Linked DNA regions of Mus musculus: region 2 is linked to region 1. Evidence: chromatin loops called from intact Hi-C (ENCODE). Cell type or tissue: gastrocnemius. All regions are shown on one strand. Each heading gives the region's core, and the rest is flanking DNA. Links, peaks and the distances in the headings are about the cores only.

What was found. A loop is a pair of places that touch in the nucleus more often than their neighbours do. Peaks named below come from ENCODE experiments on the same cell type or tissue, not always from the same donor. Only the 100,000 strongest peaks of a DNase experiment are listed, where the experiment ranks them.
Region 2: a loop joins it to region 1, with 6 times the contacts of the local background. A loop is called at or near these places in 32 of 42 quality-filtered maps.

The regions. Positions count from the first base shown.
Region 1 is chr15:86,032,510-86,035,412 of GRCm38, forward strand. It overlaps Celsr1 (cadherin, EGF LAG seven-pass G-type receptor 1), which reads right to left and starts at 1,268. Exons shown (of 35, transcript NM_009886.2): 1 at 1-1,268. The coding sequence starts at 1,261. Gm34764 (a long non-coding RNA gene) reads left to right here and starts at 1,744. Exons shown (of 3, transcript XR_384307.4): 1 at 1,744-2,058. In gastrocnemius, for the core only: a CTCF peak has its summit at 359; DNase peaks (open chromatin) are centred at 395, 916, 1,660 and 1,802; H3K4me3 peaks cover 1,987 bases.
Region 2 is chr15:85,912,494-85,915,396 of GRCm38, forward strand. All of the region lies in intron 24 of Celsr1 (cadherin, EGF LAG seven-pass G-type receptor 1), which reads right to left. Among named protein-coding and RNA genes, the nearest start is that of Trmu, 35 kb to the left of the region's middle. In gastrocnemius, for the core only: a CTCF peak has its summit at 1,305 (motif pointing right); a DNase peak (open chromatin) is centred at 1,304.

The DNA of each region.
Region 1 (2,903 bases), core at 301-2,800:
ATCGTGCGTCTATCTCAAAGACACCACCTGCGCCCTCCAGCAGACGATAGCGCATGTTTGCGTTGGAAGGGGCATCCCCGTCGGTGGCACGGATGGTCAGAACCTCATAGCCCACCTCCAGGTTTTCTCGAATTCGCTCTCGATACTCAGACTGCTCAAAGACTGGGCTGTGGTCGTTAGTGTCACTGACAGTTACGGTGAGGTAGGTGGCAGCTGAGCGCCTCGGGGAGCCGTGGTCCACAGCACTAACTTTGAGTACATGAGTGTCCTTGGTCTCCCGGTCCAGGGAGCGGGCTGTGGTCACTGCACCCGTGGCGGCATCGATGAGGAAGTAGCCATTAGAGCGCTCATCGAACAGCGCCTCCATCTGGTAGCTAAGGCGTCCTGCATCGCCTTCGTCTGGGTCGTGCGCGCGCAGTTCGATGACCGCAGTGCCCGCAGGCTCATTCTCAGGCACTGACACCTGGTAGCTGGGCAGCGGGAACTGCGGGCTCGTGCTGCTGCCCGTGCCCCGCCTAGACCGTCGCACCACCCCCGCCCGAGGTTGGGACAGGTTAAGCAACGATGGCGACACCGAGGGCGACTCTGAGGGCGTCCCAGAGGTCGCCTCTATTACCAGCTCTACCCAAACGGCGCCTGCCGCGCGTCCCAGGGCGCACACCAGACGCAGCTCAGCTGAACCTCCTGGCCGCAGGCAAATGGGTCCGCGCCTGCAGCCGGTCCCGGCGACCGGCGGGCAGCTGCAGGCGGGGAAGTTGGTGATGGCCTCAAGCACCGAAGTCAGCGAGGCTGCGCCGCCGCCTGCGGCCGGGAAGCAGAGCGCATCTCCAAGTCCAGGAACTGAGCGGACGGCCGGAGAGCGCAGCTCTGCACCGCGGGCCGAGCGGCGCAACAGCCGGACCCCACAGCGGGCACCATAGGCGCGTGCCCTTAGTACCAAGCTCGGGGCCGTCGGGGCGCCGCGGGCGACCAGCCGGACCTGCAGCGGCAGCAGCCTCCCGGCCAAGCGGGCACAGCCCAGAGTCCCCGCGCCAAGCCCAAGCCTCCGACCGGCTGCTGGCCCCTCGCGGCTCACGTCCAGCAGCTCCCGAGGCGTGCGCGTGGTGTCCAACCTGTAGCTCCAGCCGGGTCCGAGAGCGAAGGCGCGGGCCCCGCCAGGCACCCGCAGCTCCCAAGCGGCTGCTCCCAACTCCAGGGCTGGCAGGGCGGCGGCGGCCAGCAACACCAGCGCGGGCAGCACGCGCGGCGATGACGGCGCCATGGCCCGGAGCCGCAGCCCGAGCCGGGCGCCGGAGCACAATCCATGCACCCGGCGCACCTCCGCATCCACCCGGCGCGGCCGGGGGGCGGCTCCCGCGCGCCCAGCGCCGGGCCCTCGGGGCGGCCCGCGCTCTGCCTCCCCGGGGGCCCTGGCGAGGACACCGGGGGCCGCGCGCCCGGCCTCCCGCTCAGCTTCCACTTCGAGAGCACTTTGCGAAAGTTTGCCAAGTTGGTTTCAAGATGGCTCCTCCGTGCGTCCCGGGAGGGCGCCGCGCATCAACCTGCAGCAGCGCCGGCTCCAGGCGGCTCCAGGTGGCCCCAGCACCGACTCTGCTGGGCGGGCGTGGGAAGCTGGGCGGGCCCGGGGCGGGGCGGGGGCTGCGATCACCACACCGCCCGCAGACCCTGGCGACGGATTGCTGGCTAGGCGGTGTGCTTTGCCAGCGCCCCCGCCACTCTCTCTCTCTCCCCGCCCCCGGCCCCGCCCCGCCCCCTCCCAGTGGCTCATTGTTCAGCCCTGGGAGGGGGAGGATGATGGGGAGGGAGCCAGCCAGGAGGTGCGCGCCCCGATGATCTCCATGGAGACGTGGGGGCGCGGCCCTAGCGGGGCCTGGCCTCCAGCCCCTTCCCTTTCGGTCTTGGCACCCAACATCCGCAGAGGACCGGGCCCTGGGAGCGTGGCGCTCAACTACTGCTCTAGAGTCCCGGGCCGCGGCTGCTAAAGAGTCCCTCGTACAGTTTCCTCTGGGCCGAGTGCTGTTCAATCCTCGCATTGCACCTGATAGTGCAGATCTATGAGTAAGCCACCCCTGGCGTCGAGAGAGTTAGATCTAGAGTTCCAAGATACAGAGGTGCTAGAAAACTTCGGTAGAGTCGTGGCGGTGGCAGGGGACTGGGAGACTGTTAGACTCCAGCCTCGCGGGAGCTCAAATGCTTAACTCCAAGGAGTTCCTTGGATTTTGAAATCTCATGGGCAGTTAACCGGATTCGGGTTCCACTTTGTTTAAAGTGCAACATTTAAATTGGAAAGAAAAATAATGTAGTTTGGAGGTGACAGTGGGAGGGGCCTTGTTCCCCAGAACATGCTGTGGGGCCTGAACATTGGTGGAGGAGACCGTCTGTCACCAAACCCCTAGTTACTGCCCATCAGGGGACAAGCAAACACTGAGGGGGCAGGATCCGTGAGAACCTGGGGAAAACCAGAAGGGGGCTGGAGAATCACTCTCGCCCTGCGTGAAAGGGTGGGGCGTGGCTTCAGAGCCGCAAGACCGAGCCTAGATTCCAAAGGAGCACACCTTAAAGGCGGTGCTTCCGAACTAGGGAGGGGAGAGGCGGACCTTTGCAACATTTTCCCCACCTCCTTGAAAGGGGCCCAAGCCCACTGCAGCCTCAGTCACGCATGGACACACTGGGCAGGCCTCTTGCCTTTGAAAGATTTCTCCTGGGATCAGTTGGAGGAGTGGGACCCTGAAGGCTGCTTGATCACCATCAGAGTTGGGTTTTCTAGGCAGTCAGGGCCCAGCAGGATGACAATAGGACAATAGGACACAGGGTCGCTTTAAAACCTGTGGGGGGGGGGAGTTGGGGGGGAGCTGGAAAGATGGCTCAGTGGTCAAGAGCACCGACTGCTCTTTCAGAGGTTC
Region 2 (2,903 bases), core at 129-2,628, 120 kb before region 1:
CTCACCCTTCCACTTCTGCGCCCCATGTTCAGGTGCCGTGGCCAGTGCGCAGGAGTGCGGTTGCCTTTACACGCAGGCGGCTGAGCTCCCTGAATTATTCACAGAATTATTCACAACCTGTAGGTTGTTTTAGAATTTCCTGTGGAACCCAACATGCCAATCACATCTGATAGAGGGTATTCTTTCGTCCTGTGTCCCTGTTGAGCCCCCCCCCCCATACTGTAGGAACAAAATACCACAGTTAAAGCAGGTTAATGCTGTTAGGAACCACAGCTAAGACTGTTCCCTCCACTACTGTGCTATTGTGAGTGTGTGTGTGTGTGTGTGTGTGTGGTTTCTTGTCCTAGGTTAAGGAGTTCCCTTTTCTAGTTTGTTCAAAGGGGTTTTCTCCTGTCCCCCTTCATTCTAATCATGAATGAGTGTAAAAATTATCAATTGTTTTCTGCATTAAGAAAAAATATTTTCTGTTGGGCAGTGGTGGCACACATCTCTTAATACCAGCACTGGGGAGGCAGAGGCAGGTGGATCTCTGAGTTTGAGACCAATCTGGTCTACAGAGTGAGTTCCAGGACAGCCAGAGCTACACAGAGAAACCCTGACTCAACCCCCCCCCCCAATATATATATATATATATATATATATATATATATATATGTGTGTGTGTGTGTGTGTGTGTGTGTGTGTGTGTCTCAGTTGTTAGACATCCTCAAATGAGAGGCTGTAGGTTCAGTCCCCAACACTGCCAACATCAGGTAGTTCAGGCACACAAGCCTGTAGTCCTAAATACTCCAGAGGTAGAAGCCAGAGGATCCAGATTTCAACCCCACACTGGGGCTCGGCTGATGCAAGGGCTACCAGAGCTACATTAGCCCCTCCTTCCGCCCAGCAAAAGGAAACGTGGGTTCGTCCTCCTATGTGGTGATGAGAAAGACATTTATAGATTTAGATGCTGCTAAGTCACCTTCACAGCTGTCCTAAGAGAAACCCAGAGATACTGATACATTTTTCCTTTCCACTGGGTTTTATTCTTCCCTTTCCAGACCTCCTCAAGGTCCCAGTGTTCTTTTGCTAAAGACCCTCAGCTCACTGGATTTCAACCTTTTTCTTTTCTTTTTCTTTTCTTTTCTTTTCTTTTCTTTTCTTTTCTTTTCTTTTCTCTTCTCTCTCTCTCTCTCTCTCTCTCTCTCTCTCTCTCTCTCTCTCTCTCTTTCTTTCTTTCTTTTTTAAGCTTATATTTAAGTCCATGGGTGTTTTGTCTGCATGCACCTGCACCATGTGTGTGCAGTACCCACCAGGGCCAGAAGAGGGCAGCAGATCCCTGAGACTGGAGGCACAGCCGGTTGTGAGATACCAGTGGGAACAGGAAAGCAGGTACTCTGGAAGATCAGCTCTAAATCCCTGCGTCAGCTTTCCAGCCCCCACTGTCTTGTTTTCTTCTAGCATCAGCAATGTGACTTCAACTCTATACTATGCTGCTACTATACCCTGCAGTTATTATTCCTAATTAAATTTCCGTATTTTGAGTGTGTATGTGTAAGCATGCATGCCCCCAGGAACATGTATGGATATCAAAGGAAGGCTCTTAGGAGTGCGCTTTATCCTTCCACTGTGTAGATCCTGAACTCATCCAGTTGGCAGCAAGTGCCGTCACCCACGGGGCTATCTTGCCTGATCTGCAAGACATCATATTTCCATTAACATTTTTCCTTCATTAAGATCCCTAAACATTTTTCTCGAACTTATGTCGTCTATAGGCATATTTTGAGTTTGTTCCATGAGGTGCATAGAAGAATATCTGGTGTACACTGTCTCTGTGTGCAGACCCCTGTGCTATTACATAGCTGCCCCCTGTTCCTGGAGTAACCATTTATCTACAGAGATTCTTGGATTTCTCTGGGAAGCCACTATGTCACATTGCATGAATTTCAATCTTTGTGCCTCTTACAAATGTCCCTCCTGTGGGTTATCTTTACGTCAGTGACAAGTTCCACCAGTCATCTGTGTCAGAGGCGACCGTGTGTCAGGTAGCTGTCATTAGACAGCCCTTGCAGAGGAACACCTGGGAGCTAGCTGGCCACAGATCCAGCTGTGCAGGCACAGGTAAGGATGGATTCTCATTTGCTTCCCACATCCTTTCTCCACAACACTTGGGCTCTATACACTAACACCTCACGCTCAGGGGGCTCTGCAGTCTGCACATTACTCTACCCTGATGACCTCTAAGGCACAGAGTGCATAACTTCTATGAGCAGCCAGGGACCCTGTGAGGTTCTGCGATGCCTCTTGGGCTCAAGCCGTTCTCCGGGATCCAATGTAACAGCCAACTGGGCTACCCAGCACCCAACAACCCTGCACTTAATCAGATCAACTAGAGCTTCCCTGGGCTGTCAAGAAGGCTCAGCAGGAAAGAGCACTGACTACTCTTCCGAAGGTCCTGAGTTCAAATCCCAGCAACCACATGGTGGCTTACAACCACCCGTAATGAGATCTGATGCCCTCTTCTGGTGCATCTGAAGTCAGCTACAGTGTACTTATTTATAATAATAAATAAATATTTGGGCCACAGCGAGCAGGGCCAACCAAAGCGAGCGGGGTTGACCGGAGCGAATAGAGGTCCTAAATTCAATTCCCAGCAACCACATGAGGTCTCACAACCATCTGTACAGCTACAGTGTACTCATATACATAAAATAAATAAATCTTTAAAAAATTATTTTATAAAAAACAAACAAAAAAATAGAGCTTCCCTGACTTCCACACCTCCTCCTCTTTCCTGCCTTGCTCTCTCAGCAAGTCCCATACACTCCCAAAAGCACTTCCTAGTTCTATGCATTTGTTGCTCCTTCTTGAGCAAAGCCCAGGGTTATTGTGGGTGTGGAGAAAACAGAGTGGGTAGGGAACCT